2 separate regions of the Mus musculus genome follow, and region 2 is linked to region 1. A link is a loop called in an ENCODE intact Hi-C map of the cell type or tissue named here. Cell type or tissue: left cerebral cortex. All regions are shown on one strand. Each heading gives the region's core, and the rest is flanking DNA. Links, peaks and the distances in the headings are about the cores only.

Region 1 (10,272 bases), core at 2,121-7,120:
GCTCAAAGCCAGACTCTGAGCCGTTGCTTCTGTGTCCCTGTCTCTGCTGCTCATTTACTGCATGAATCATTTTGGTCAGGGAATTGGGAGCTGGGGATGGAAAAGTCTAAGTTCTAGAGAAGTGAGAACTTCTGTAAGGTGTTTCTATAAATCTGTCTCTAACCTCCTCCCTGTGTGGCGTACCTCAGGATGCTGTGAAGCAAATATTGCTCTGTCAACCTTGCTGAAGGGCAGGGGATTCTGCCTGGCCACTGTCAGCAGGGCTTGCTGTTTCCTCAGCCCTGGTTGCTCTCGTGTTGGGCTCTCTTCTCTTCAGCTCTGACAACCCATCTAGAGGTGCTAAAGGAATGATGAGGGCTTCCAGAGGGTCAGTGGACCTGGAACCAGATGTGTCTTGCTTGCTGAGTGCAGGGCTGGGAGATTGAAGAAGCCTTGCCTAGTTGGCCAGCCAGGCAACATTTTCTGCAGGCACCACCGGGCTGTTGCCCTTGTCCTGCCTGACCTGGTACAGGGGAAGTATTGGGTTACTGACATAGCCTTTTCAAACCTTTCTGAGGAAATCTAAATATCTCCAGAGGGTCTGAGGAAGCAAGCAGACCCCAGGGCTTGCTACTTCCTTCACACCCTCCTCAGTTCATCTCAGCCCCTGCTCTAAGGCACCCTTAGTCCTTATTTTCTAAGCACCGAAGCTGATTCTGTGTCTTTGCCTATGAAACCCAGAGAGAGCATTTCTCCAGACTCACCACCCACCTCTCTCCATTCATAAAAAACAGCTCCCGGGCAAGCCGTGCTGCCAAACTGCAGGCCCTAAGGGAGTGGCAGGGAGATTGCTGTGAGGCTAATTATAAAAGTGTGAGAAACAGAAGAAGCAGGGAAGAGACATGAAGAAGAGAGAGCCAGAGAGAGTACCAGGGGAGGCAGAAGAAGCAGGTGGTTGTATCGCCAAGAGTGTGTGTCAGCAGCACGTCTCTCACGAGGTCATCTAGTCTGAGGGTCATTATTCTCTGACCCACTGGGAAGTTTGGTAGCCGAGCACGGTGTCACCCGCCTGGGACTGTTCTTGGGACGCTGAGGCAGGGTGGTGTGTTTAAGACTGACCTGGGTTACATAGTGAGCCCCTGTTTCAAAAATCCCAACAGGACTTGGTAGCTAATTTGGTCTGACCTAGTGTATGCTTCTGTGTTATATTTGGGTTATAGATTTCTTTGGGAATCTGCTGAAGACTCGAAAGAATTAGGGAAACTTGCTTCTCTGGTTTCAGCTCTGCCTCTAATGAGCAGTCCGACTTCCTGGAGACCATTGGGTATAGACCGTGCGTGCACCATGGGGGCAGGGATCGTGTCATCTTGTGTGCCTGTCACTCTAGATGTTTCCAGTGTCAGACAGTGCTGGATCTGTAGATGCTCAGTAGCTACTTCTTGAGTAAAAGAACAAAAAAAACCTTTGCATCTGTAGAGTGTGTGTGGGTGGGCGGGGCATCCACATGCTCGCTCAGGAGAGAACCTGCACGATGTAGACCTCTCTTAGAGAAGGGTTTTTGAAGGTCGTACTGGTCTGGGCACCACAGTGACAGGATGCAGCTTAGATGTGCCCAATGTAAAGACTTGAGTGAAGGGCTCACTTTCAGAGGCGCGGGGTCAAGGACAACTGTGATGTCGAGGGACACAGGGATTTCTGACTGGAGAAAGACTTTACCCCTCTATGCTTGAGAAGGCGGGAAAAGGAAGTGGGGGAAAATAGATCCCCCGAGCCTTGGTGGCCTGCAGGAGAGGACTGCAAGCATAAGTGATGTCACACAGGGACCCAGAGCAGGGAGGCGGGAACTCTCCGACCTCTTTCCTCCCATCACAACCACCTATTGTAGAGCCTCCCACTGGCCAAACCCAACCCCAAGCCAAAGCCTTGTAGTATGGAGCTCCTTGAAGCAGACCGTGGGATCGATGGGTAGGCCTCCCGTGTACTGGGGTTTCCTGTTCATGGGACTAGGGCCTTGAACAAGTCATGCAAGTACTTCATCACAGAGCTACACCCCAGCCACACAAGGCCCTCTAGATGCATCACTAACCCTGGATCTGGTGATTGGGAATGTAGGCTTTGGGCATTTGGCCAAACAGTGGGGTCAACCAGAGAAACCATTACCAGTCTGGGGTTTCCTGTGGGAGTCACTTCACTTTGTCCCCACATCCAAAAGCATCATCTGAAATGAATTCAGGCCTTGGAATGAAGCTGTTCCCTGAGTCAGGACCATAGGGGTCCTTTAAATACTTACCAACAATCTGATTCCATCTGACCTCCTCTACTCTAAGCTTTGTGGATTCTCACCATTTTGAAGAAGGTAAGCCGTGCAGATGCCGAAACACAGCCACCAGGAAAACCATTTCTCACAGCCTACTGGACCTTAAGAGAGTCTGCTGTGTGCCTGACTGTGTGTGCCTGGCGGGGTATAAAGTGCTTCAGGGTTTCGCTGGGGCAAGTAGGATGCAGCCCCTGTTCTGGAGGATTGTGCTGGCTCGGAGTCCTCCAGGATTTTGGTGGAGCAAGGTCTCTAAAAGGCATGCAGGAAGAGCTTGCCCACATGGGGGGTGGGCACAACATGGAACAGGGGGGAACAGATGTGGGGGATGGCCCTTCCTTTTCTTCAGGAAGGACCCCACTCCTGAACCACCAGTAGCCCCCACCTCTGACTCAGGTGTATATTACCTGACAGCCTCCAGGGCAGCAGAGGAGAGAGCCTGGCAGGGAGCAGAAAGCACCAAAGAGGCCAAACTTGTGACGTAATATGGTAAAGAACTGTGGAATGATTTTGAGACCACAAAGAGTGGCTGAGGGGAATGAGAGGAACTGTTTCTCGCCATGATGATCACTAACGGTCCAGTGAACACTGAAGAACTGTTGAGCTTCCAAAGGTAGCAAAGTGACAGATACAACTCAGAACGGTTTCTGGTAAAAGTGCCAGGAGCTTAGAGTGCCTCGCCGTAGCCGTTCGCTGGGGAATAAACTTACCCTCCAACACTTAAAGCTAGAATCATTTATTGCTGAAGTTCATGTTCTGTGGGTCACCTAAAGGTCACCTCATCTGATATGCTATGGGCTGACCCTGTCTGCGCTCTGTCTGGGTCTATAGCCCGACTTGGTGCTGGTGTCCACTTATGGTTAGAATTCAATAGTTGCGGCTTCTAGAAGGATAAAACATAGACCCATAGGCAATATTTCTGGAGGAACAGATGTATGTGATGTATGTGATAGTCACACACCTGGGGTGGGAGTGGAGCAACACTCTTGCTTCTTTGAAAAAGATTCCTAGGCACAGAGAGATTAGTTAGATAACTCACCCAAGGCCACATAGCTGGGTTGTGGGAGATCTGGAGACTGGAATCCTGGCTCTAAGTCCAGGGCTTCTAGCAATGTAAACGGAATCTGCTTCAGGCCTGGATAAATGTATAAGTGGACTTTTCAGAACTGCAAGGCCGCCCTCCATCTATGGAAACTCTCCTCTATGTTCTTCATCGTCCCTTCCCTCCCACCTTGTCCTCTAGTGGTCAGTACCCAGAGTTGCAACAAACAATTGAATACTGACTTAGGTGGTTATTACTGCTGTTGGCTTTTGATCTCCTTAAATTGTCCATGCAGCCTTGAACTCACTACCCAGCACAGAGTGGCCTAGGTATGTCACCACCCTATCTTAGCCTTCTTGCCCATGTGCTAGGATTCCAGACACACCCCTCTATGCTCAGCTCGGCATTGCTGCATAAGTGTGTGCATGACTTCCCCAGCCACGGCTTGATCTCGCTGATATTTTTGTTACTGGGAACCTAAAAGTCAGAATGAGTCAGGGTGTTTTGGAGGATGGGAACCTCCTTGTAACCAAGGCAACTTCCACAAACCTTTTCAGGCCCGTGAGCCATCCTACCCTCTGCCTACATGGACATATGTTCCTCTTCCATAAAGCGTTTCCCAGCCAGGCAGGAAGGCAAGCAGGAACTCTCCAGAGCAATTGTGGATCCAAATTTCAGAATCCAGATCAGGAATAGACACAAATCTGTCACAGTAGAGTGTGGCCACACGGAAGGATGTGATTCTGTGTGGGTGCTGGAATCCTCGCTGTTACTTCTGTGGTCTATACAATGTCCAGCTATATACACCCTGCTGCCTGGAAGTCAGCCAGACCACCATTTGGGGACCGTCCAGATTTTTGGCACTAGATCACAGGTCATTTATCTGTGTCTGATGCTGATCAGCTATTGTTTAATGTCCCATAATGCACTTGCAAGCCATCTCCTCTCATTTAGCTTCCCATATTTCCTCTCGATAATAATATCAGAGAGCGTTCTTAAGTTACAGGGCTCTCTAGGAGGTCTCAGGCATCTGCCACCCCCATCCCAAACCTCTATAGAAGCAGGGGCCTTCTCACTCCCCAGCTCTATAAAAACATGTCTGCCCTGGGAGGTGGAAGGCTCTCCTTTGGCTATCCTGACCTCCCCCTCTACCCCTCTCCATTACCTTTCGGGATACCCAGGCCTGCCTTCCTCTGGTGCATAATCACACAAAGCAACAGAACTGCTTTGGAGACTGAGAGTCTCTGACTTCCATGTGACACACAAGATGCTGGTGACTGGCCTTCCTTAAGTGCTTCTAATGCCCATGAGTACTGCCCATGACTGTTACCAATGCCCATGTCCCAGACCTCTCTATTACAGAGTTCTCCGAGAGCTACAACAGTACCTGCTCTTTACAGCATCCCCCACAGTGAAGGGTCCTGGGTTTGAGCTCTGACCATCATGGTTATGAACTGAGCTGTGATGGGAGTGGACTTCACTGGGGTGAGCCTCAAATTCCTGTCTGTAAAATGGGCAGAGCAGTCTCTGTCCCACAGACATACTCTGGGAGAATGTATTCATTCAACTAAATTCCAGTGAGAGTCAACCATGTGCCTACACAGACACAATTATCCCACCCAAAGGAAGCTTCTGTCAGCCATCTGTGAGAACTTCTCCTGGATGACTTGCTGGTCACTGCTCGTCACTGCTGGTGACTGCCTTCATGCTTTGGACCATGGAGAGAACAGGGTTAAATTGCTTTAATTGATAATGATTAAAATGTGGATGGTTTTATATTTTAATATATGTCTGGCATCTTTTCAAAACAAATCTCTTGGGATGCTGACCGACCTGGTAGTCCTGATCCCTCCTTTTGGGATGGCACATCGACCATGTGTAGAATCTGCTCCCGATCATCCAGAGTCTCCATTTCCTCCTGCCTCACACCTGCCTCACACCTGCCTTGCACCTGCCTCACACCTGCCTCTTACCTGCCTCACACCTGCCTCGCACCTGCCTCACACCTGCTTCATTCTTTTAATTATATCTGCTTCTTTGGGCCCCTCTGGGCATGTGACTGTAAGCCCCGGAGCTAGAAGCCCAGCTGGCCTTTCCCTCCCTTTGCAGCCTCCAGCTTTTCTAGGTTTCCAAAGGTCTGCACAGCTGAACTGGAGGGCAGCAGTCCACAGCAGTAACCCCCATAACATAGTCTAGGCTGGGTTCTAGGTGCTAAGTCCCCTAGCATGGGCAGCATTTCAAGTTCCCCTGGTGATCAGAAGGTTTAGCTGTTGCTAACCATTGTACTATACCCAAAATCAGAATCAGTGAGGGGCTCGCTAAAACAAAGGCCCCGGAACCCTCTAAGAGGTCCTTATTCTGAGGGTTCTAGAGTGGGCCTAAGCACCTGCATCTCTGCAATGCTTCAGGTGCCTCCAGGCTCCAGGCCCACAGTCCACACTTTGAAAACCACTGCTGTAGCTCACTGCAAAGTTACTTCATTATCTTCCTGTGAACATGAACCACCTCCAACTTTCCAACAGTTCCAGAGGACCACAGTCTGAAATAATTTCCCCTGGGTGGGGGCCAAGGGCCCAAGGGAGACTTAGTTCCCTCATCTTTTCTAGATCTAAGCTGTGCTTCTCAGATTCTTTGGTTCCCAGCTTTCTCTCCTGTGTCCACACACAGCCATGCTACATATCGCTTCTCAAGCCCCCTTATCAGTCTGTTGTGTTTGTTTGTGGTGTGAATCCAGGGGCTTGTACATTTTAGGCAAGCACTTTAACATGGAGCGACATCCCCAGCCTCTGCCTGGCTCTTAGAAGGACACTTGCGATTACATTTAGGAACCCAGATAAGCCAGGATTGTTTCCTCATTTTAAGTGTCTTAGTTACCCACAATGCCCCATTCACACAGAAGATAGCATTTACAACCACCAAAGCTCAGCTCTAGATACCAATAGGAGCCGTTTGGTGGACCACACTTACCTCATGCTTTGTTTAGATGCTATGGGATTTGAAGCAGACAGGAGTGTGGCTACCAGCAGTTCATCAGATCTCAAAAAACCCCAAAGAGACCACCAGGAACCACAACTCTGATGCAAGTACATGAGAGTCTTTATTCAGGCTGTTGAGCCTGGGCCACAAACCTTTCTGATGATGGAGCAAGATAGGAGGGCAGCCCCCAGGTCTAGGGGAAAGGGGTTTACACAGGAAAAAAACACAGGTGGGGGTTTCCAAGCCTCGGTGTTACATGAGAGGGTAAAGGAGCACTGGCCTTTAAGCTAACTGGTTTACAGCACCTGGTTAAATGGCAGGGAGGGAGCACACATCAAAAGGGAGCACCTGGACCTGGGAACGACTTAGGTTTTCTTAGCCCACTCTGGTGTTATCAGCCAGCTGCAGATGCTTGTCTATTTTGCAACTGCCAGGGACATTTCATGCTTTTTCTCAGACCTCAAGGGTGGGGCCCATGCCTCTCTCAGGGCAAGTTAACTTAGAATGGAGTCTTAAAAGCAAAATGGAGTTTATTCTGCTACCTCAGTCTCTTCACCGTGAAGAAAATGAAACTTGATGTCCCTGTGAGGTGTTTTCCTGAACTAGTCACCACATGGGTCACTGGGTTTCAATACTACTGGGCATCCCAGGAAGACAGGGATCTGGGATAGTTACAAGCCAAGTCTTGGGGACCAAGCTTTCTCTTCTCCTGTGACATCAGGAGTAACACTTCCAACACTCTGCTCCCTGGGGTTTCGGTTTTTATAGTGGTGTGACTATAGGCTAATTGCTCTCATGGGGCTAAAAGGATCTAAGCCACAAACACTTGGTCAGGATTGAGGAGGATTGTTGTGAACATTTCAGTGCCGGTCACTACCATTTGTTGCACCCAACCAAAAACTGAAATAACTTTTTGCTTAAAACACTTAGTGAATTAAAGCAAGAAGTTCATATTTCTACCACTTTTTGTTTGCAAACTAGGCCTTAAGGAAAGCTGGTGCTGGGCAGCTAATCAGGCAAGAAGGCTCTCCTTCCCTAGTGACGGGCTTCCCCTGATGTCTTAAAAATATACCCTGGCACTTGTCCATGTGTGAGCCCCAGGCATTTCCCGATTCACATCCATGCTCATCTCCCCATGGCAACCAATGAAAACATGGGGGGAGCTGCTTGTTTGAGAGCTGGGAACAGCTGAAGGAAGCTGGTGGCTGGTGTGGTCTTTCAGTCAACTGCTGGGATAAGGACTGAAAAGAGGAAAGAGCATGAATGAACCGCGCAAGCCCCTCCCTTTCCGGCCTCCCCCTTCTGCCTCCCCGTTTGGACTTCCCTGCACCCTCCTCTGCTCATCCCTCAGCTGTCTTCTTTTGAAGAGTTTGGGAACCCCCCCCCCCATCAGCTGTCTTCTTGCTTCAGGGACTTCCCTCTGGGACTCGTGCTCCTGGGAGGCCTGCCCAACTTCAGGCAGAGGGTAAAACTCAGAGATAGGTGACCACAGCCATCCTACTTACAGAAACCTGCGTACTCAACTGGAGCACCCCTGTTGGGTCTACCCTAGTTCAGACCAGCGGTGAACGTGTGCCTTATGTGAAGAGCCTGCAGGGTTTCACTGTCGGGAGAGGTCAAAGCTGGTTGGTGTACCACTTTGTGTCCATACAGGGCCAATCTTCCACCAGCATCTTTATTAGGGTAGATCTCATGGCGGTCCCTAGAAGCTTCCAGATGCCCCATGATCAGACAGAAACCAAAGTCTCAACATGGAGAGCTAATGTTTGGAGGGGTAAAGACTCCGGGATCTGGAAGGCAGCAGGGCCTTGTGAGAACCATATTGGGTTGGCTGACATACTCCCTCACTAGTGGGATTTCTGTGGGAAGCAGCAGTAAACTGCCTGAGTTGGCTCAAGGAGAGAGTCAGGCCCAGTGGATGAAGTAATGGACAGTTCTCAGAGGAGGCAAGAATGGCCAATGAATATATGGAAAAATGTTCCACATCCTTAGCCATCAGGGACAAGCTAATCAAAGCTGCGCTGATTCTTTCATCCTAGTCAGAATGGCTGTCCTGGGATAACAAGCTGGGCATGGTGACCTGCCCCTGTGATCCAGCACCAGGGAGGCTGAGGCAGGAGGACTGCAATGAATTGGAGGCCAACCTGGGCTACAGACTGAGACCTTACCTCAAAGAACTGAAAAGGAAAAGGAAGCAAATGCTGCCACGGGTCGGGCGGGGGGGGGGGGGGGTGGAATCCTACATACAGGTGGCAGCAAAGCAAAACTCATGAAGCTTTGGACAGTGTGGAGAGCTTCAGCAAACAGGAGAGAGCCACTGTGCGGCCCGGCTGCACCACTCCTGAGCCCACCCAGAAGGACTCCGTGTCAGCGCTCTTCAGAGATGCCAGCACACCCGTGTTTATTATAGCCCTAGTCACAGAGGCCAAGATATGGAAGCTGGCTAGATGTCCATCTACAGATGCAAGGATAAGGAAAAGGTGGCGGGTAAACACAGTGGGGTGTTTCCTCAGCTGCAAAGAACAAAATTACACCATTTTCAGGAAACCGCAACTGGAGATCATCGTGTGAAGCAAAATAAACTAGATTTAGACAAATATCATGTTTCTCTCATAAAAGGACTCTAGACACTATTTATAAATGCAGAGATATATCTATTTATAATTATGTGTATAATTATTAAAACATTTATTGTACACATATGTCTATATATATGAAATAGGAAGGAACCTATATGGAGGGAGGAAATACCTAATGGAGGGAAAAATAAGACAGGGTAGCAAGGAAGAAAGACAGAAGATAATCTCTCATATGCTGAGTCTCTATTTATGTGCAGTGTGGTTGTGTGCAGGTTCTCATAGCTGCAGCGAGCTTAGGAGTGCAGCAGCCATGTCAACTCCACAGCACCCCCAGCCACCAACTCTTCCATGGTTTCCCTGATATTTGTGCGGGTGTGCAAATGGCCCGATTATGGCTGACAGTCACTTACTCTCAGCACTTTGGCCAGTTTTGAGCCTCTGCATTAACCGCTAGGAGAGACAGCTCCTCCAAACCTGTGGATACAAACGGAAACATTCAAGGGCAGTTTGCTGCATGACCATTTAGCAAAACAACAGTACAAGGCTCCCCGCTAGGGCCTGTGCCCTCCCAGCTTATAGGAATAGAGTTCTGTGTATTCTCTCACTCATGTGTGGAACACACACACACACACACACACACACTCACATAAGACCAAGCAGGAAACCAACAAGAGTAAGAAGGGGGACAAGGAATGGCAAGGGCAGGCACATATGAGTAAAATTAATTATATATATACATATATATGTCAAACATGTTAAAACCCCATTATTTTGTATACTAACTTAAAAATTAATAAAAAAGAAAAATTTATCCTCTAAAAAGTAAACAAATTTACATCTTATAATTAATTACAAACTAGTTAAATATAAAATATAAGGATAAATGTATTTTAAATATAAAATAGGAACTGTAAAATTGCTAAAAGAAAGCTTTGGAGTTTTCTTTATAAATAACTGAAGTGGTGGGGTAGAGCAAAAATTAGAAAAGAAATGGTTAAATTCCACTCCACTAAAAATGTGTTTGGGGGCTGGAGAAATGACTCAGTGGTTAAGAGCACTTGTCACTCTTCCCAAGGACCCAGGTTCAATTCCTGGCACCCCCATGGTAACTCACAAGTGCCCATGACTCCAGTTCCAGGGCTCTTGCACCCTCATACATGCAGTCCAAACACTATGAACACAAAATAAAAAAATTATAGCTGGGCAGTAGTGGCACATGCCTTTTATCGCAACACGCTGGAGGCAGAGGCAGGGATTCAAAGTTCCTGGTTCAAAGACAGCCTGGTCTAAAGAGGAGTTCTAGGACAGCCAAGACTACACAGTGAAACCCTGTCTCGAAAAACTAAAAAAGAAAAAGAAAAAAAAGTTTTAGGCCTAAACAA
Region 2 (10,272 bases), core at 3,405-8,404, 51 kb before region 1:
AATTGTAAGCCTTGTGGGTGCTGGGAAGACAAATCAGGTCTTGACCACTGAGCCTTCTCTCCAACCCCGAAGAAATCATTTTATCTAGCATTTTTAGCACTTAGGGCCATGCCTTCCTTTTTATCATTCAGACTTAGTCAGTGTGCTAAATTTTGTCTTGAGAGGTTTCTGAGGCTGGATCTATTGTGTAGTCCGGGTTGGTTTCAGACTCTGAGCCTTCAGTTCACTTCCCAAGTGTTGGGATTGCAGGTGTCACCACTGTCCTGAGCATCATGCATGTTATATATGTCACATTCATTCCTGCTGTGGTCTATTAAACACCACAGCATGCTTCATTACTGTTTTAATTGTGTGTGTGTGCATGTGTGTGTGCATGTGTGTGTGCATGTGTGTGTGAGAGAGAGAGAGAGAAAGAAAGAGAGAGAGCGAGAAAGAGAGAGAAAGAAAGGAAGAAAGGAAGGAAGGAAGGAAGGAAGAAAGAAAGAAAGAAAGAAAGAAAGAAAGAAAGAAAGAAAGAAAGAAAGAAAGAAAGAAAGAAAGAAAGAAAGAAAGAGAGTCTCACTGCAGTTTAAACTGTCCTGGAACTCTCTGTGTAGACCAGGCTGGCCTCAAACTCATAGAAACCCTTGTGTCTCTGCCTCCCAAGTGCTGGGGTTAAAGGTGTTCTACACCCAGCATGGTCCATTGTTTTAAAGTTATTTCTTTTTTTTTTTAAGATTTATTTATTATTATAAATGAGTACACTGTTGCTGTCTTCAGACACACCAGAAGAAGGTGTCAGATCTCTTTATGGGTGGTTGTGAGCCACACTGTGGTTGCTGGGATTTGAACTCAGGACCTTCATAAGAGCAGTCAGTGTTCTTACCCACTGAGCCATCTCGCCAGCTCTAAAGTTATTTCTTAAATGCACCTTTTGAGGGCCTTGCTGTTATGGAAATGGTTCTCTAATGGTTACAGACAGTGGTCTGTATATCTGATATACTGGGGAAATTTCTGTCTTTGAGAATGCAACACAAGAACATCTCTTGAGTATTCATCAGAATATGACAATCACAGTAATGCGGAGGGATGAAGGACAGTGAGCCTTTCATAATTAAAAATCTGTAACCTTCCATGTTTTTTGTGAGATTGGATGGGCACTGTGAGGAGCTTTTACTCAGAGATCGCTAACTCTGGCAGCTTTAATGGTTCTTAGTAAGGGCCGTGGTGATGTCTTACTAACTTTATCTTACTAGTGTGATTTGATTTTACGTGTGAGTGGAATCAGGAATGGTGAGGGACCTCTGCGACAGAACACTCGCACAGTGCATCTCTGCCAGCTGGAACCCAGTGCGAAGGAGACAACAGTAACCCTTCACCTGTTGTTTTGAAAGTCAACTGAGAATAGATAGCACCTAGCCTTCCATATTAGCTCATTTCTATGTCAACTGCCACTGATTTCTGGTCTACTATTCCTGCTGGGGTGCCCTGGGCCCAGACTTTCTGTCAGTTGTTTGCTCATCTGACTGGCTATTAGCGGATATTAAGAACCAACTCTTACTATGTCTGGGGACTTTATAGTTGTATAAAAGTGGGTCCTTATCTTTAGAGCTGCATTTGTAAGTTTTTAAGAATAAAAGGTCTGATTCCTGCAGGGAAGTTCAAGATTCAAGGGGGAGGGGCTCTATGTATGTGTGCATATGTATGTGTGCGACTGATACCAATGTAAAATGACATTCTCATTGAATATTTTAATTGAGTTTGTGCAATTTCTTTTCATTGGTAGGGTCTGTGTATCCCAGACTATCTGTCTAGACCAGATTGGCCTCAGACTCATAGTTTTCTTTCTGTGCTCCTGAGTACTGGAATTAAAGGTTATATCACCATGCTGGCCAAGGCCGTAGAATGTGTTAGCCTGTTTTCTACTTTTTTATGTAAACTTCGAAATTTTCACAGTAAGAAATTTTAAAATTAGCCTCTTTGTTTTTAAAGATGTATTTGTTTATTTTATGTACATGCGTGCTCTATGTGCCTGCACGACTGTACTCCCATTACAGATGGTTAGGGGCCACTGTGTGGTGGCTGTGAATTGAACTCTGGACTAGCAGCCAGCGCTTTAACCACTGAGCCACCTCTCCAGCCCCCCAAATAATTTTTTTTGGTTTTTTTTTTTGTTTGTTTGTTTTGTTTTTTCGAGACAGGGTTTCTCTGTTTAGCCCTGGCTGTCCTGGAACTCACTTTGTAGACCAGGCTGGCCTTGAACTCAGAAATCCACCTGCCTCTGCCTCCTGAGTGCTGGGATTAAAGGCGTGCGCCACCACCTGGCAAATAATTTTTTAAAAAGCTCTGACTGTCCTAGAACTCACCATGTAGACCAGACTGGCCTCAAACTCACTGAGACCTACCTGCTTCTGCCTCTTGAGTGCTGGGATTAGAGGTGTGAGCCACCACTCAGCCTAAGGCATTTATTTGTGTGTGTGCGCGTGTGCATGTGTAGTAGCCAAAGGACAATTTGCTGGAATCCACTCTCTCCTTTCACCAATCTAGAGGTTCATCTCAGGTCCTCAAGCCATCAGGCTTGGTGCCATCTTGCTTGCTGGGCTGTCTCCCATCTCCTTAGCCTCTTTTAATTATTATAACACCATTTTTCTTTCAGATACAAGGAGTGCTGCATGCCACCTCCAGTTAGCATGGCAGAAACCTCTGCTGTGTGCGCAGCAGCCTCTGTTCTTCGGGATGCCAAGCAACCCCTGCTTATCATCGGGAAAGGTAGCCAGAGCTGCTAACTCCAGGCTGGGAAGGCTGCCTCTGCCAACTGTCTTCATTGCTCTTTGTTGTGTGCTCTCTGCTCGTGATCGGGACAAGTGCTCTTTTCATCCGCTTTCAGATCATAGAGCCTACCCTCAGTGGCCCAGGGACCTCACTTTTACAAGAAAAAGTTTCACTCCTTGACTTAGAAGTAAATGTATTTCTTCTTTACAAAAGACTTTGGAAAATGTACAAAAGTTTTAGAACAGACCTCTCCATCTGGGGAACCAGTCTTAGCCTTCAGAATTTTATTTTTAATGTCTATTTTACATACTGTGATCATGTTATATAGGCAGCTTTACGTTTTTAAGCTTTTTATAGTTTTTTTTTTTCTTTTGAGACTTAGTTTCTCTGTCCTGGCTATCCTAGAACCAGGCTGTCCTTGAACTCACAGACATCCACCTGCCTCTGCTTCCAGAGTGCTGGGATTAAAGGCCACCATCACCATCACCACCACCACCACCCCTGGAAGAAATATTTTTCTTAAAATTATTTCCTAAATACAATTTTAGCATTGACTCATATGCATTGACACTTGCTGTCAAATATTTGACAGCTGTGATAAACATTCTTTTGTGTGTGTGTGTGTGTGTGTGTGTGTGTGGTTTTTCGAGACAGGGTTTCTCTGTGTAGCCCTGGCTGTCCTGGAACTCACTCTGTAGACCAGGCTGGCCTCGAACTCAGAAATCCGCCTGCCTCTGCCTCTGAGTGCTGGGATTAAAGGTGTGCGCCACCACACCCGGCTGTGATAAACATTCTTATATGAAGGTTTTTCCATAGTTAGGATTTATGGTGGTGCCCCAGAGGAAAATTAACTAAATTAAAAGGTATGGATCCGGAAGGCTTTTGGTCCAGTGTTCAAATTGCTTACCCCTTAGGTGTCATACAAAACCATTTATATGCCTGTTAATGTATTATTGTTTTTTCTTTTATTTTGTGTTCTTTTTTTTTGATACAGGATCTCCTATATAGCCTAGGTTTGCCTCAAGCTTACATGTACCCCAGGCTCATGGCTGGCTGGAACACTGTTGTTGTATCTGCTTGCTACCCTAGAACTGTTAGGACTGCCTGTGAGCGTGCGCATCCGTTTCAGCTGCTTAGGAGCCAACTGTAGACAAACTGAAGACAGTTTTAAGGAAGGTGGTGGTGCTGAGGATGTAGCTCGGGGCTAGAATGTTTGGTTTGAAATCCTGGGTTCTAATCCAGGGGAGGCAATGAAGGAAAAACCTTAAGCTCCGTGCTGCGCTCAGTGCTTTGTACGATGCGTTGATTTTTTTGATTGGCAAATAAATCACCTGACATAGGAAGGATAGCAGCCACCCAAATGGGATGTAATTAAGCAGCAATGAGTGTGGAAAGCTCTCCGTGGTTCTAGTTGTCATTCCTCCTTGAACAAGCATTTACTGATGGATGCTTACAATGTGGCAGCAATCATAGTATTCATGAAGAATACAGTGAAATAATAATTTCCATCCAAAGGAAAACACACTTGATAATAAATATAGTAGGCCGGTGTTCTGTTTGTTTTGGTTTGGTTGAGGCAAAGTCTCTCAATATAGTCTTCACTGGCCTAGAACTTACTGGGTAGACCACACTGGCATCAAAATCACAGAGATCCACCTGCCTCTGCCTCTTGAGTGTTGGGATTAAACATGTGCACCATCATGCTGGGCTACTAAACTCTTGATGCTTTTATTATTACTGTTTGTTGTTTGGTTTGGTTTGGTTTGAGACAGTCCTGGCTGTCTGGGAACTCACTGTGTAGATCAGGCTGGCTTTGAACTCACAGAGATCTATCTGCCTCTGCTCATGAGTGCTAGGATTAAAGTAGTGCACTTTTAAATTCTTTGTTGTATGGTGTATATGTGTGTACATTTTCATGTATGCGCATATGTGGATACCAAAAACTGACATCAGGTGTTTTCCTACTTATATTTTTTACACAGTCTCTTACTGAACCCAGAACTCACCTATTTGACTAAGACTGTGTGGCCAGTGAGCTCCTGAGATCCACCTGTCTACTCTCCTCAGTGCTAGGGTTACCGAGGTGTGCCACCATGCCTGGGTTTAAACTCAGCCTCATGCAGGCACCACAAGCACCTTACCGACAGAGCCACCTCCTCGTCCTCATAGCTCCTGTTATAGTACAGTATGCACAGGGAAAGTGAGGCAGAGTTTAGGAAGGGAGGTTCTGCCTAGGTGATGTGGAAGAGGGTCCAGAGGAGATGACACCACAGCTGTGCAATGAAAAATTAGTAGTCTTCCAGTAGACAAGGGGAACAGAGGCTGTGAAGGAAAAAAATGGACTGCGTGAAGAAAGACACTAAAATAAGAAAGAAAATAAGAGCATTTCTGGAGCTGGGCAGTGGTGGTGCGCACCATTACCAGCACTCAGGAGGCAGAGGCATCCCAATCTCTGTTCAAGGGACCAGCCTGCTCTACAGAGTGAGTTCCAGACAGCCAGGGCTGCATAGAGAAACCCTGTCTCCAAAAACCAAACAAAATAAATAAGCAGAAAAAAAAAAAAACAAGAAAAGAAAGAAAAGAAAACGTATTGACTGAAATAAGACTATTTTCATCACATACGTATAATAGAGAATTATAAGATGGTCTTTTAGTGCAGAATGTGATAGTGAGTCTGAACATACACTATATTACTTACTAGGATTCATAGATATAGATACTATGCTATTAGCACTAAAGAATATAAAACTAAGTAGCTAAAAACAATCGTGGGCATGATGTCTTCAGAAACAAAACTATTCTATATGTCGAGGCAGGAAGTTGTTTTCAGGGTCATTGAGGGCATGTTTTATCCTGCAGCATATAGTTGTAAAAACAGATAGGTGCCTGCTCAGACTAGCCCTGTTACAGCCGCAGCGTTGTAGAGACGTAGAGACTCATACATCCTGCACAGTACATACATACATACATACATACATACATGCATACATGCATACATACATACGTCCTGCACAGCAGACTTCGAAGGAGTTTACTGGTAATGTAGATCAGCGTTTCCTCAGTTTTTATCTTTCAGGGCAGAGGTCTTCCCTATCCACCTATGTTCAGGGAATTGTGGGTAGTAGTTTAGTAGGCCCAGAGCGTGAGGCAGGAAAGTTGACTGCAGTCAGAGGCACAGATACAGGTTTTTATTTCGAGGTATTTCTCCTGAACATCTGCCACCATTCATTTTGCTTTCAGGCTGGTGTTTTACGCAGGAGGAGGATTTGGGATCTAAAAGCAAATTCCTGTGACACGTTTGAGGTTTGAGGTTCCCAGTGCTGAGTGTAACTGTGTCATCTCGTGATTTGCATTTCTCAAAGGCGCTGCCTATTCCCACGCAGAGGACAGCATCAGGAAGCTGGTGGAGCAGTGCAGTTTGCCATTTTTGCCTACGCCTATGGGGAAGGGGGTTGTCCCTGACAATCATCCCAACTGTGTAGGCGCGGCCAGATCCAGGTGCGTGGCGTTCCAGGTTTTACGTACAATGGCTTGGCAGATTTTAGACTGGATTAAATTTGTGTGTGTGTGTGACCTTGATGAATTGAGAGAGGAGCTCTAAAAAGTTCATGTAATTCTAAACATACCTGTTTTGAACATTTCCATTTTTGTAAAGATAATATTTATTTTCTCCTGGCCCTTATGGTTTTTAGAGGAAACCCCTCAGTTACCTGTCTCTCATTATCTCTAATACTTTCAAGAGTTCTCTTAGCTAGGTGGAGAAGCACATGTTTGTATTCCTTAAGGCTGGATTAGTGGCCAGCGTAGTGAAACCCTAGGGAGGGATGAAGAAGGAATGTAGCTGGGAAGCAGGACCATTGGAGGCCGTGGACTGTAGCATGCTGCTCTGCTTCAGTGGAAGGAGGGAGGGGAGAGGAGTATGAGAGGAAAGGAAGGGGGGGGCTAATGGATTGACAGGATGGGGGAACGGGGTATGGCGGAGTCTGGAATGAGCATACGCCGTTTGGCTTCACTGGAAGAAATGGAAGGGCACGGGCACGGCACTGGGAGCCTTGGATGCGTGTGTGCCTGGATGGCTTCACTCGGGAGAGGAAGTTATTTGGACTCTTACTCAGTTTCCAGGTTGGAATCACACTAGCACAATTCCTGCCCTCTGGCACCTACCTAGTGGTGTGCATCTGTACGTACAGTACCATCTGTAGCCTCCTTGGAATTTTCACAAAGCAACGGACCAGAATTTAGATGGTCAAGTTACTGAAAATTTGTGAAAACACAGCCTGGTCTCAGTTATTTGGGCATTAGGTAATGCGTAGTGTATTTTAGAAAGTAATTCCAGGCTGAGGACGTCTCTGCTGGGAGAGTGCTTACCTAGAAGGTGTGAAGTCCTGCACTCAGGAATTGGGCATGGGGACATGTGTCTTTAATCCTATTACTGGATACAAGGAAACTGGAAGTTCAAAGTCATAATCCTACATAAGGAATTTGAGGCCAATCTGGGCTACATGAGACCATGTCTTGGGCGGGGTTTGGGGGGGAGAAAAATCTGGAATATGAATAATGTTTATAAATAGGTGCTCCTAGAAAACATATCCAGGCGTAGTGATACATACTGTAACCCCAGCCTTTGGGAGGCCAGGGGGAAAGATCACAAGTTTGAAGCCAGCATTAGTTAAAAAAGCAATACCCAATCTTCAAAACAGAACAAAATTAACACATCATGTCCTTGTGTGTGTGTGTGGGGGGGGTGAGATGGAGTGTGTGTTGGGAGTGAGACACACACATGCACGTGTGCATGTCACAGTTGAGCCCAGCTTTCTTGCTTTCTCCTTCATGTTCTCCTTAGTTTCGAGGCAGGGTCTCTCTTACTGAACCTGCAGCTTGCCTGTCTGACTAGGCGCCTGGCTTCCAGGATCCACCTACGTCCACCGGTCCTCCCCTCTCCCCCCAAGCCCCTCCCCCCGGGCTCAGCACAGATGTGCACCACAGCAGTCAGCCCCTACGTGGGTGCTGTGGATCCGACCTCCTTGGGTTCTCATGCTTGCATGGCAAGCGTTTTGCCCACTGAGCCATCTTCCCAGCTTTCCAAAACTCACCTTAATCTGAAAGATCAGATTCACTCTAGAAGCTCCAAATTTTAGACTTGGAAAATATTTTAAAAAGTTGAGAAGAGCTCAAGTAAAAAGTGTCATTGAGCCCTTGTTAAACCTCCTCCTTTTCTTCTTCAACAGGGCTTTGCAGTCCGCTGACGTGATTGTGTTATTTGGTGCGAGACTAAACTGGATCTTACATTTTGGACTGCCTCCAAGATACCAGGCAGACGTGAAGTTTATTCAGGTACTCAGAGAGGGTTGTTCTCCCTCTCAGCCATTGTAAGCTCTGCTTTCTTCTCGGCTTTTGTAAAGAACCCTTTGTCTTCTGACAAAAATAGATTTTACAAATTATCTAACATAATTAACAGGTACCAGAGTTAAGCTGCCCTTTCAAGCCTACAAGGTATCCTGTGCTAATTCTAACCAGAAGAGCTTTCAAAGTCAAGTTTTGAATAGTTTGAAAAGGATAATTTGCCTCTTCACCGCTCCACTGTATTTAAAGATAGGGAAAGAGGCTTATGTAGAGGGTAGGTTGGAGAGACACCCTCTGCCTTGTTAGGGGTGACGATGTCTTTTAGGTGACGAAACTGTCAACCTTTAGAAATCTCTAAATGACTTTGCTTTCGCCTGCCATTAGACTGAGTCCCTGGAAAGTCCTGTAACCTCTCCTATGACTCTGTGTGTGCTCCTGAGGCCACATGATGGCATCAGACACCCTGGAACTAGAGTTACTGATGATAGCTTCTGTGTGGGTGCTGAGGATCAAACCGAGGTCCTCTAGAAGAGCAGCTGAGGCTCTTAACTTCTAAAAGTCTTTTTGTAATACCACTGCTTATTATTTTTCTTGACTGCATTTACTTAGTGTGTGTCCATGTGCATATGTGCACATATATGTGTACTTGCGTGTCAGTACATGTGCTGAGGCCAGAGGACAGCCTATGGGAGTTGGTCATCAGGCTTGGTGGAGATGCTTCTACCCACTGGGGCATCTCAACAGCTCTTCCTAAAGGATTTTAAGAGCAAACATAGTGGGCTGGAGAGCTGGCTGCTCTTCCACAGGACCCAGGTTCAATTCCCAGCTCTCACATGGCATCCCACAATGATATGTCACTCCAGCCCTAGAGTAATTGATGCCTTCTTCTGTCCTCGTTGGATACCAGGCATACAAATAACATACTTGCAGACAAAACACACACACACACACACACACACACACACACACACACACACATAAAATAAAAAAGATTTTGTTCTGAATGTTTTTTCAAAACAAAAATGACTAAACATTGCTTGTTCTCGGGTTTTTCTCTTTTTGTAGATTGATATCTGTGCAGAAGAACTGGGGAATAATGTCAGGCCTTCTGTGATTTTGCTAGGAGATATAGATGCTGTCTCTAAACAGGTACGAGCCTTTCTCTGGGTTTTAGCTTCTGCGGATTGGCCCCTAAAGCAGTCAATTCTGGACAAGGCTCCTTTTGATTTACTTGGTGGCATGTCTAGTCATTTTACACTAAGTTTATAATAGAAAACCAACTGCAACTTTTGAACTTGGTAAATTCGGCTTACTACATGGTCATATTGGTGGAAGTTAGCATTGTAGAATGTTAACTTAGCATTTAAAAACATAAAGTCATTCAAACCAGAATTCAGTTAAGTAGAATTTAGCTTTCTGAGAAAAAAAAATTACAGTATAGCTTTTAAAGGAATTGAAATTGACTTATTACACAGCAGGAAATCTAACAGTATATTTTCAGGTAATAAGGACATTTTTACTCTTCAAGTTGTTATCAGTGACTTGGCAGACTTCCTATTTGTATGTAATTTATACATTTCATTGTGGCAGGAGGTCCGACATGGTCACCTTTGTCACTTGATTTTGTGTAATTGTCATGTTGAGATGCAGATGCTATCCCTGTCCTGTGTGCAGTCACTTGGGTAATTTGCAGCCCTTGGTCTGTGTCACGTGGCTCATGGCGCTACCCACTGACCTGCTGTCAGTCTTTCACTGCAGGCAGAGGGTGCGGTGGGAAGGGCAGTGTGTCACGAGCCAACTGCAGTGTATCACCAGCCTCCTCCAGTGTGCTGAGAGCCTTCTTTAGGAAAATTTTTATGTTCATGCGCCTCAAGTTTATTTTCAGAAAGAAAAGAAAAATTTGTTTTGTTATATTTTTAGCTTTTAGAACAGTTTGATAAAACTCCGTGGCAGTGCCCCCCAGACAGCCAGTGGTGGAAGACTCTGAGGGAGAAAATGAAGAGCAATGAAGCCATCTCCAAGGTAACGTGGGGCCAGCGGAAATTCAAAATCCCTCAGGTTGATGGGTCGCTTAGTCCTTCCGTAATAGGATGTAGACAGTCAGGAAGCACTGCACTCTGTCAGCCTAGGGATCAAAAAACCAGGACACGCTTCTCACAAGGTCTACAAACCAGAAAG

Evidence for each region. Peaks named below come from ENCODE experiments on the same cell type or tissue, not always from the same donor. Only the 100,000 strongest peaks of a DNase experiment are listed, where the experiment ranks them.
Region 2: a loop joins it to region 1, with 4 times the contacts of the local background. A loop is called at or near these places in 2 of 42 quality-filtered maps.

The regions. Positions count from the first base shown.
Region 1 is chr14:31,566,654-31,576,925 of GRCm38, reverse strand. The region is part of intron 1 of Colq (collagen-like tail subunit (single strand of homotrimer) of asymmetric acetylcholinesterase); the gene reads left to right. Among named protein-coding and RNA genes, the nearest start is that of Colq, 5.6 kb to the left of the region's middle. In left cerebral cortex, for the core only: no CTCF peak of the experiment used is centred there; DNase peaks (open chromatin) are centred at 3,933 and 4,946.
Region 2 is chr14:31,618,816-31,629,087 of GRCm38, reverse strand. Hacl1 (2-hydroxyacyl-CoA lyase 1) reads left to right here. Exons shown (of 17, transcript NM_019975.3): 8 at 2,636-2,748; 9 at 6,114-6,249; 10 at 7,980-8,085; 11 at 9,160-9,243; 12 at 10,015-10,116. Among named protein-coding and RNA genes, the nearest start is that of Hacl1, 17 kb to the left of the region's middle. In left cerebral cortex, for the core only: no CTCF peak of the experiment used is centred there; a DNase peak (open chromatin) is centred at 6,092.